Linked DNA regions of Homo sapiens: region 1 is linked to region 2. A link is a contact called in ENCODE Hi-C data. All regions are on one chromosome and are shown on one strand. Each heading gives the region's core, a stretch centred on a gene start or an enhancer-like site at or near the end of the contact. The rest is flanking DNA. Distances are from core to core; before and after follow the strand shown.

Evidence for each region. A loop is a pair of places that touch in the nucleus more often than their neighbours do. Pooled maps may share reads with other maps.
Region 1: a map of PC-3 shows a loop between it and region 2 (8-fold over the local background). The contact joins two enhancer-like sites. A Hi-C loop is called at or near these places in 2 of 168 maps with a recorded cell type or tissue (PC-3 and naive thymus-derived CD4-positive, alpha-beta T cell) and 3 of 50 pooled maps.

The regions. Positions count from the first base shown.
Region 1 is chr3:111,536,326-111,541,506 of GRCh38, reverse strand. All of the region lies in intron 2 of LOC105374039 (a long non-coding RNA gene), which reads right to left. Among named protein-coding and RNA genes, the nearest start is that of CD96, 3.3 kb to the left of the region's middle. Within about 2 kb of position 2,551, at least 5 of the 41 ENCODE cell types and tissues checked have a DNase peak (open chromatin) inside an H3K27ac peak, as active enhancers do; they include PC-3, where a contact is called at or near this core.
Region 2 is chr3:110,416,185-110,421,866 of GRCh38, reverse strand. No RefSeq gene overlaps it. Among named protein-coding and RNA genes, the nearest start is that of NECTIN3-AS1, 650 kb to the left of the region's middle. Within about 2 kb of position 1,331, at least 5 of the 41 ENCODE cell types and tissues checked have a DNase peak (open chromatin) inside an H3K27ac peak, as active enhancers do; they include PC-3, where a contact is called at or near this core.

The sequences.
Region 1 (5,181 bases), core at 1,302-3,801, 1.1 Mb before region 2:
AGCAAGGCAGTAACAATCAGAATCCAAAGGCAGAGAATTCCCACCTCAGTGAGCTATTAGGCTTATTACATCTGCCTAGTTACTTCTATTTACAGAGAACCGCAAACAGGTTTCAGGAAAGTGACCCCTTGGTAAAAATGTCTGGCTATTCGTAGAACACGATGACTGTTCCCTGCTATGATTCTCTGATTTAATTGTATTAGTTTTTCAGCCTGAGATAAAATAGGCTGTCATCACCCTCCAACATTAAGAAAACAAGCATTAGACTGAGGACTACTGTAAGTTTGATGGACAAAGAATAACTACAAATAAACATGTGTGTCTTCATACAACCGTATGAATGATTAAAATATCCTGTGACCCTAATCTCATTACTAGAATATACGTACCACCTAGCAAGACCAAAGACAAATGAAAAGGCCAGTTGTAATCCTGAGATGGGAATTCTTTTCAGGTGAGGTGGAGATAATTTTCGTCAGGTTGTCATCATGTATACACCAATCTCTCCTATGCAAGGACTCGTGGTGAATATGGACGATGCTAAGACAGAAGGAAATGCTTTTGCCATTCAGGAGATTAAATTTAGATGGGAGAAGAGAGGTTTTCATGTAAATAAACAAGGGCGACTGTCTTCCTGGACGTCCAGATCACCCCCTATACCACCACTGCAAATACTTGCCATGATAATTGCCATACTTATTCAGTATTCCTCAGCTAATGATTTCTTGCAGAATTTAGATGTAGTTACTGCTTGCCTAGTCCAGTGCTCCCCAAACCTTTATTATCACCCCTTCCCAACTTCCCATGAGTTTCAGGTCACTGGGGATATTGGGTCAGGTAGTACTGACAGTGATTTTCCAGGGAAGGCCTGGGAACTCAAAGTCCTTTATAGAAGGTCAGGAAGAGACATAACTGCTCTGGGTAGCTTCATCTCTTCCCATTGCCCCTGGAAATTCTAGTAAATCAAAGTTTTATGAAGCATAGCAGCAAAAATAGTCCTGGAGATGCACTATGAAGATCCTGATTTGCACGTTGGTGTCCCTATTAAATCAGGACACATTACAAGCCTGGAGAAGGGATTCTATGATCTCGTTCCATTTTTCATATTAAGAGGAATTTACCTAAGTAGAAACCAATTCAAATATACATTTATTGAATTCTCTAAGAACAATACCCTCTTTGGGGTATTTAGACTTCTCCTATCTTTTATTGTATTAAAGTGAAACAGTTGTTCCAAAAAAGTCTGTAAACTCAGAAACATGGAAATGGTCGTTTATTTTCCAGTGCTACAGACTTACTTTCAGTAGAATTCTTGCCTCTCATTGGGGTTGGGCTACCTGAGCCATGCATTTAGTGGCTATACGGCAAATCTGTCTTCTGTGTATTGTTCAGGGCTTAGTTAATGATTCTTATATCTAGAAACTTCTATGGCCTGAAGCCATCAGATTTGATTAATTTTTCTTTGGGATCCACACAGGTTCTGAAAGTATAACAATTTCAGATGCATGGCCACAGAATATTAACTGAACGCTTACACTTCGGGTGTCCTGCAGCTGCAAGACCCAGGCAACAGCCCCTCCATGGCTGTTTGCATGCAGCAGGTGGCAGCAACACTCCGCAGACTGGCACGGCTATCCCAGGTGATGGGAATTGCCCCCACCGCCTTTCAATCCTGGTAATATTTTCTAAAGGCTCTTTCAGCATGGGGATAGACAGGCGTTCTCTATACTTAAAAATAACTCTTCTATGGAAGTCATGTCAATCTCTTCTATTATCCTCCCTACCCACCATATCCCGATTGCACAGGGTTTCTTCTGCCTTATAGTCTGCTGCACATAAGGAGAAAACAGAAGCAAGTCAGTTTCACACACAAAAAGAAATCGTGATCTTCTTGAACTGCAGAGGCAAATTCAATTATTTACAAAGAGAAGCAGGAACACACATTATTTCTGCTAAAGGCAAGCCATGATTGTGTGTTTTGGACAAACTTTTTAAATGCTCTAGCTAAACACACTCAGTGAGAAAAGGACATTTTCAGAAACAGGAAGTTGAGCAAAAGGTAAACTTACTTTTGTGGTTTTCATAATGGTTAACTCAAATATTACTTACTTATCTTTAAACACTTACTAAAAATAAAAATGGGAGTGCTATACTTTTGCATGTTTTCCAAAATGCTTAGAAAACATGATGGTTAAGGTTTCAGTTAATTAAAAAATACTTGCTGTATGTCAATTCTTAAGAGATTACTGAAGAGGCATAGTTCTAGATAATTTTAAAATACCAAAGATAAAACACAACCCTCAGTTTTAAGGCAGTTACCATTTAGCTGGGAGGAAGCATCCATGTGCACCAAAAAAGTCAAGCAGCATAAAGCACAGCCCAAATGAGAAGGTAGGGCAGGATTTTAGCAAAGGGGGAGTTATCTTAGGGGTAGAGTGGGCCAAGAGCATATGAAGTATGGAATCTAAACTTGGCCCTATAGGCGTCAGACTGGTAGAAACCGCAAGCTAAGTCATTCCAGGCAGAAGAAACAGGAAGAGCCAACACTTGACAGTGTTGAAGTTCAAGGCCATTTAGTGAGTGGGCTATTCCGGTTTAGCAGAGGCTGTATTAGGGGACTTGGAGCAGACAAAGCTGTCCAAGAGCTTTGAATTCTAGGCTAAAGGGTGTGGGTTTTTTCCTCATGTCAGAGAGACTCCCTAAAGATATTTCAGCATATGAGTCATATATTTAAAGTAACATTTTAAAAGGATAAATTGGGTGGGCGTGTGTGAAATGAATGGAAGAAAGGAGAACAGAGAAACAGAAGACTTGTTAGGAGTTTATGTTTCTTTGGGCACTTTAGGATGAGAATGGGCTGACTGGCATGGCGAAGCATGATGAAAGCAAGGTCATTACCAATAAAGAGGCTGTAAGGTGAGATGTACGATTGGGCATGGAATCAAAATATCCTATAAAGTTTCATGCCTCAGAATTAGGAAAAAGGGAAAACAAACAGAGTTGGATTCTTGCTGGAAGAACCACCCTAATCAAGGAGCAGTTATTAAATGATCAATAGATTTTTGATGGATGTGAAAGATAACCTATTATGGCACAGCTAGCAGTCCTGCCTTCATCAGAGTAGAGTTCTTTTGGTTTTCACTCAAATTTTATGAGTTTTATGAGTTAGCATGTAATGAAAAAGAATTTCATGAGACTTTCAGCATAGCAATCTGTTTTATCACCATTTTCACCATGCCGAATTCCATCCATGAAAGACTAATTTTAGTTTAATACTTCTTTTTCAGTTACAACATCAATATCTGCTCATTACATGAAACCATTTTAAATGGATAAGAAAGAAAATTTAAATGGATAAGAAAGAATTCTAACTGCCCAAAGACTACCAAGACCTATATGGTGTATATTTGTCTAGATTTCTTCATAAACATGTACATATAAAGAAAATGAATTTTTACCACATGCATGTTAAAAATTCATTTTATAGATGTACAAAAAATAATTTTAGGTAAGATATATATAAAATTTCCACCTGGCATTTTACTTTCAGAAATAAAATTATATAATTCAATTAGATAATTATAATAAGTAATCTTTGAATATTTATTTTGAGTAGCAAACTGAAACAAGGAGAGAGAGAGAGAGATGGAGAAAGAGACAGAGACAGAGATATTTTGAAATTGCCAAAGCCCTGGCAATTTAATAACTCAGTAATCAAAATGTTGATTTTTTCAGAAATACATTGAAGAAACCATTAATATTTCCAAGGTTAAGTTAGCATAGCCAGAATTAGAAGAAATATTTTAAGTTCTACATTCTACCTGGCTTCAAAACATTAAAATTTATTAAAATGTCTCTTCATAGTCAATGAAGAAAGAAAGAACACCTTGAAAAATGAGAAGGGTTGCAATTGATTTTATAGCTTAAAAATAGATAGTGTGGAGCAAAATCATATACTGTGGTTCTTTGATAGACTGCTACAATAATATTCTTAATCACATTGTATTTTTACAACTATAGTTCACATAGAAACTGTCGTGTTTCTGTACTTGGTGAAAACAATAGACTAGGTAAGGTCAACCAAGGACTGAATCACCCCTCTGTTCCCTGTTATTTCCCCCAGTAATTTCCTTTTAAATGGAGTCCTGCATTTGAGGACAAGAGTGAAAGAAATAGGGCATGCAGAAGTGCAAGAGAGGGAGGGAGACAGAGAGAGAGAGAGAGAGAGACAGAGAGACAGAGAGACAGAGAGAGGACAGAAAGCACACTTTTGTATTTGTTGCTTTGAGTAATGGTATAGCTCAATAAAACCTCAATTAAGTAATGTTATCAGGGAATAGGAGATTGCGATTAATAGCATTTCCTGGGCAAATGAGAGCCAAACCAAATTCTTTTCTTGGAAGAGGAGGGGTAGTACTGGGGAGGAGAAGTAAGTAGGATAGAAATTAGTCCTTGTTGGTGAACATCTTTTAAAAATGCATTGTTTCACATTTCTGGCTCAATGAAAACCTTATCATGAATATAATTTTATTTCAAGATTGGAGATCTTACAGAGACCAGGGACTTTGTTCTGAACCACAGTCCCCAGAAAGTAATCATAACAAACAAGAAGACAGTTGTGCATAAAAATATGCTCTCTCCTTCAGAAAAGAAGTCTAACTTTGTAAAGATTTGCCTGTTTTGTGAAAGTGTTAAAAGCAGAGGCATGAGCATGCTTGCACACATAGGTTTTCTATTTCCTACCAAAACCTACAGAATGTTGGAGTTAGAAGAAACTGTATTGGTCATTTAGCATAGACTGAGCCCTTTATTTTACAGATGAAATAAATGACACCCGAAGAGGTAAAATGTCCTGCCCAAGATCAAAGTGTCTCTTATAAAAAATCCTGTGCTAGTTACGATGAGTCTTTTACACCATTAATACATTGAGCTTCATAACATATTCAATAATAAAAACCAATTATTCTTCAATTTAAAATGCAAATTGCCTCTAATATCTTGACAAATAAGAAGCAATCCAAAAAGCGTACATTTTTTTTCATTCCCATGACATTTCTATTGACAAAACTACACCTGTATGTCACAGAGGAAAAAATAAGGATTTATATATATTCAACTATACATACACACACAATAAATAGATTTTTATCTCAAACAATTATATATATATATTTTTGAGAA
Region 2 (5,682 bases), core at 82-2,581:
CAGAAAATATTTCTCCCTTAGGGCTTAGGGGATGGGGAATGGAAGATACTCTGTCTACAGATAAGGTCACTGATGACATGGTGATATGTAAGGATTTACAAATTCTAAAATATTATTCCATGTTGCTTAAAATTTCCATTAGAATAATACATCTGGGCTATGCACACATAAACACACACATGCATGATTTTCAGAAGAAACAGTTTTGGTAACTGGGCTTTGTGCTCTTTTAAACATACTGCAGGCACATCTGAGCTGAGATAAAAGGGGCAATGGGTACCTGGCCTTGTAACAATGTTTCTCTCTCCTTGAGTTTTTCTTCTGTTGATAGAACTGGTTTTATATCTATGTTTGTGATGGTTAATTTTATGTGTCAACTCAGCTGGGCCATGGTGCCCAGATATTTGATGAAGCATTATTATGGATGTTTTCTGTAAAGGTGTTTTTTAGATGAGATTAACATATAAGTCAGGGAACTTTTGAGTAAAGAAAAGAGCCCTCTGTAACATAAGTGGGCTTCATCCAATCAATTAAAGGCCTAAATAGAAAAAAAAGACTCAACCTCCACAACAAGAATAAATTCTGCCACAGACAGCCTTTGGACTCAAACTTCAACTCTTCCCTGAGTCTCCAGACCGGTGACCAACGTTACAAGATTTTGGATACACTGAGCCTCCATAATTGCATGAGCCAATTCTTTAAAATGAACCTCTGCTTATATATATACATTTAGATATTAACATATAAACACACACACTCATAGCCTGTGGATTCTGTTTCTCTGGAAAACTCTGGGTAATACAGATTTTGATGCTAGGAGTGCTTCTATCAGCAACTAAGTTTTTAGTGAGTATAGTTTTTTCTTTTTTTAATAATGAAAAGTACAGTTGACTCTTGAACAATGCGGTTGTTAGAGGCGCCAACCCCCATGCAATGAAAAACTCACATGTAGCATTTGACTCCTTTAACTTCTAACTAGTAATAGCCTACTGTTGACCAGAACCCTTATTGACAACATAGTCTATTAACACATATTTTATATATGTATTATATGCTTTTATATACGTATTATATACTTTCTTAGTAACATTGTTTTTCCTCTAGCTTATTTAATTGTGCAATTGAATTTGTACAACTGAATTTGTACAATTAAATAAGCTAGAGGAAAAACAATGTTACTAAGAAAATTACAGGGAAGAGAAAATATATTTGCTATTTATTATGTGGAAATGAATCATCATAAAGGTCTTCATCCTCATTGTGTTTACAGTGTGTAGGCTGAGGAGGAGTAAGAAGAGAAGAAATTGGTGTTGCTGTCTCAGATGTGGCAGACGCAGAAGAAAACTCATGTATAAGTGGACTCGTGCAATTCAGATGCATGTTGTTCAAAGGTCAACTGTATTTGCAATTGTGAGAAAAGCATAAACTCTGCTGTCAATTCTTGTATTTTGGAGGAAAACATGGTTTTGTTTTGCAAAAAAGTTATGAGTTTTATAATTTTCTTCCTTCCTCCCTCCCTCCCTTCCTTTCTTTCCTTTTTTTAAAATAATGATGCAATGATTACTCAGCTGGAATGCTGTGACTCAGAAGTGAAAAATTAGCAGATCCAATAAATAAAGGCAAAAATGGTACTTGAAATTCACAACACATAGTAATTCGCATGGGTGGTTAAATCTTAGAAAACCTAGTTAGGATAAAGTGTCTAAGATGCAGCTTTGAAAGTTTAGCTTACTGTCTTTATCACATTTGTGAATGGAATCATAATGCTTTATTTGCCAAGATTTTATTAGTTCTATAAATCTTTTTTTCAAGATGTATTGTGCCTTGTTCTTAAATATCTAGCTTAAGAAAAAAAAAGACATACATTTTTCTGTGCTTCTCAGGATTTCATACAATTTCTTTGTTAATTCATATATTTGAGAATGTTAGAGGCACAGTGTGAAATTGTTGTCTGTAATGATAATGGGTAACCACCAAAGATCCAACCATAAAAACATAATAGTGATGACGTTTCTCAACATTAATAGAAACAAAATTTCTTTATCTTAGAGATTTCAAGGTCTTATAAACCAAGGAATGCATTTCTCAGAGGAAAAGCAATAAAGTACAAATTCACCAAGTGACCAATTACGAATTTCTCACAGGGCAATAAACTTTCTTCATATTTCCTAATACTCAAGCAAGAGTCTGTTCTATGTATCAAAAGATACTAAGAAATGTTTATTAATGTGACTAGTTATTACAAAGAAAAATTCTTATTCCTGACATATTACATATGGAGAACTAAGTGGGTAGGCCAATTTGTATTTCAAAAGAATGGAGTTAGATAGACCTAAATGTAATGTTACTTTAAGGCAGATATTCTGCAGAATCAAATTAGGTTTAGTAGAGACATTAAAAAACATCTCACCATAGTGGACTTGTGTGTCCAACTCAAGGTATATTCCAACAATGCTCATCCCTTTACTTGAGTAGCTCAGTACTGAGACCTTAATTTTAATTTGCATGCTGTGTGACATTCCACCGGGTGGCAGGCTTAATTCTATGACCTCGTGATTCCCATGTCACTTTTGTTTTGTATGTTTCATGGTGACTTCCTTCTTTGACTTATCCTAGGCATGACAGCTCATGCCTGTTCAGTTCTATCTCATACATTTTTTCAAGGGTTTCTCAAAGTTCTTTTTTTTCTGTACTGAGCAATCTTTATGAAGGCAAATGTCATGTGAAGTGAAGCATTCAGGAAAATTTCTCTGTTTGTTATTTAACACTTATGAAAATGTCTCCTTCTCTGTCCACATACTTAAGCTTCTTGATATTCTCCCTGTTTTAGCCTTGATGTTAAATTAGATGACTTTAAGTAGAAGCCACAACATTTTTTTTCTACTGGGCAACAGGAAAAAAAACTTTGAAAGCCCAATTTTATTTTTGTGAGGTTAAAGAACAGGAGGACAGGTAACATGAATGACTGGCTGGAAAAAATATATTTTATTGATACATATTTATTATATTAATTATACATAATATAATACATATAGTGATACATATATGTTGATAAAACTTTTATTTTATCTATAATTTCAACTCTTATTTTAGATTTGGGGTATATGTGCAGGTTTGTTACATGGATACCTTATGTAATGCTGAGGTTGGGGTACAAATGATCCCATCACCCAGGTAGTGAGTATAGCACCCAATAGGTGGCTTTTGGACTCTTGGCCCCCTCCTTGTCTCCCCATCTTAGTAGTTTCCAGTGTCTGCTATTGCTGTCTTTATGTCCATGAGTACCCAGTGTCTAGCTTCCACTTGTAGGTGAAAATCTGCAGTATTTGGTTTTCTATTCTCGTGTTAATTTGCTTAGAATAATGGCCTCTAGCTGCATCCATACTGTCACAAAGAAATAATTTCATTATTTTTTATGGATCCACCATTGATGGGTACCTAGGCTGATTCCATGTCTTTGCTATTGTGAATAGCCCTGTGATGAATATGAGTGCTTATGTCTTTTTGTTAGAGCAATTTATTTACTTTTGGATATATATCCAGTAATGGTATTACTGGATCCAGTGGTGGTTCTAAGTTTTATGAGAAATCTCCAAACTGCTCTCCAGAGTGGATGAACTCATTTACATTCCCACCAAAAGTGTATAAGCATTTCCTTTTCTCTGACGCCTCACCAGCATGTTTTTTGTTTGTTTGTTTGTTTGTTTTTGGTAGTAGCCATTCTGACTGGTGTGAAATGGTATGTCATTGTGGTTTGGATTTAAATTTCTCTGATGATTAGTGATGTTGAACATTTTTTAATATGTTTGTTGGCTACTTGTATGTTTTCATTTGAGAAATGTCTGCCTATGTCTTTTGCCCACTTTTTAACAAAGTTATTTGTTTTCTGCTTGATGAATTGCTTAAGTACCTTATAGATTCTGGATATTAGACTTTTGTTGAATGCATAGTTTGCAAATATTTTCTCCTACGCTATAGCTTGTCTGTTTATTGATAGTTTCTTTTGCTGTGCAGAAGATCTTTAATTAGGTCCGACTTGTCATTTTTTTTGTGATTACTTTTTAGGACTTTGTCATAAATTCTTTTACAAGGCCAATGTCCAGGATAGAGTTTCCTAAATTGTTTTCTAGGATTTTTATAGTTTGACGTTGTACATTTAAATGCTTAATTAATTTTTGTATGTGATGAAAGGTAGGAGTCCACTTTCACTCTTCTGTATATAGTTAGCCAGCTATCCAAGAACCATTTATTAAATAGGAATTTCTTTCCCCATTGCTTGCTTTTTTTGACTTCCTGAAAGATCAGATGGCTGTAGGTGTGCAACTTTATTTCTGGGTTCTCTATTCTGTTCCATTGGTCTATGTATCTTTTTTTTTTTCCCCCAGTCCCATACTGTTTTGGTTACTGTGGACTTATATAGCATAGTTTGAAGTCAGGTAATGTGATACTTCCAGTTTTTTATATGTGTTTGAAGGTTTGCTTTGGCTATTTGGGGGCTTTTTTGGTTCCATTTGAATTTTAGAAGAGTTTTTATCTAATTCTGTGAAAAAAATGACATTGGTAGTTTGGTAGGAAAAGCGCTGAATGTGTAGATTGCTTTAGGCAGAATAGGTATTTTAAAAATATTGACTCTTTTAATATATGAGCATGAAATGTTTTTTCCATTTGTTTGTGTTATCTCTGACTTTTTTCATCAATGTTTGTAGTTTTTCTCATAAAGATCTTTCATCTTCTTGGCTAGATGTATTCTTAGGTACACATACACACACAGATATATATTCACAAATAATATGATATATGAGATATTTTCCAGCATTCATTTTATGAACACATTCATACCTGATCAATGAGGTTAGCTTTGCATTGTGGATGTTTCAGAAATATCTCTGAAGAGGAATAACCACTGCCCAACTACGCCACAATTAATTTTAGAGTTACTCATGAAAGTAGGTTATAAGAAAAATAATGAGAAAAAATGTCCGTATGGTAGTGGAACGACCATTGGTTACATGGTATTTACAATAGCTGAATGACATAGAATCTTTCTACAGCCAGAAAGAAGGAAACTAAAATTAGAGGAAGCCATAGCTTTTATACATATGAAAAGTTCCTTATTCAAAGTTTTTCTGCTTCTACTTCCTTATTTATGTAGGCTCATCATTTCACAGGGAACTGCTAACTCAGTGGATACTATCTCCACTTTTAGTCTCAGTGAAGTGGCAATTTATTGATGACACAGTTGATTGAGATATTTAAAAATAAAGTTGTAATGAAGAGTAGAAGAACCAGCTTATTTTTTTGAGGTCTTTGGATTCTTTGGGGAAAAAAGTAATATGTTAAACAGCTATGTGACATTGTGTAAACCACTGTATTTCTCTGTCCACAGGTTTACTCATATAAAGTGAGTCTTGGACCAATTCATTGCTAAGGTCTTTTCCAAGTCTAACATTTTATATTTAAAATACTTATGAAATTTACTTCTGAGCTCTTCTTCAACTATAGATAACTCAGAGCCTTTGTTCTCTTGATAACCCTATTGATTACTACATTTTTAAGAGGCTAGAGAGTGGTACAGCAAGGCAAAGTGACTTATTCAAGGACACACTCTTCAAAAGGGCTAAAGCTAGAATCTATTCTGTTGGATTCACTTTTTTTTTTAACAGATACTGATGCATCTTTGTA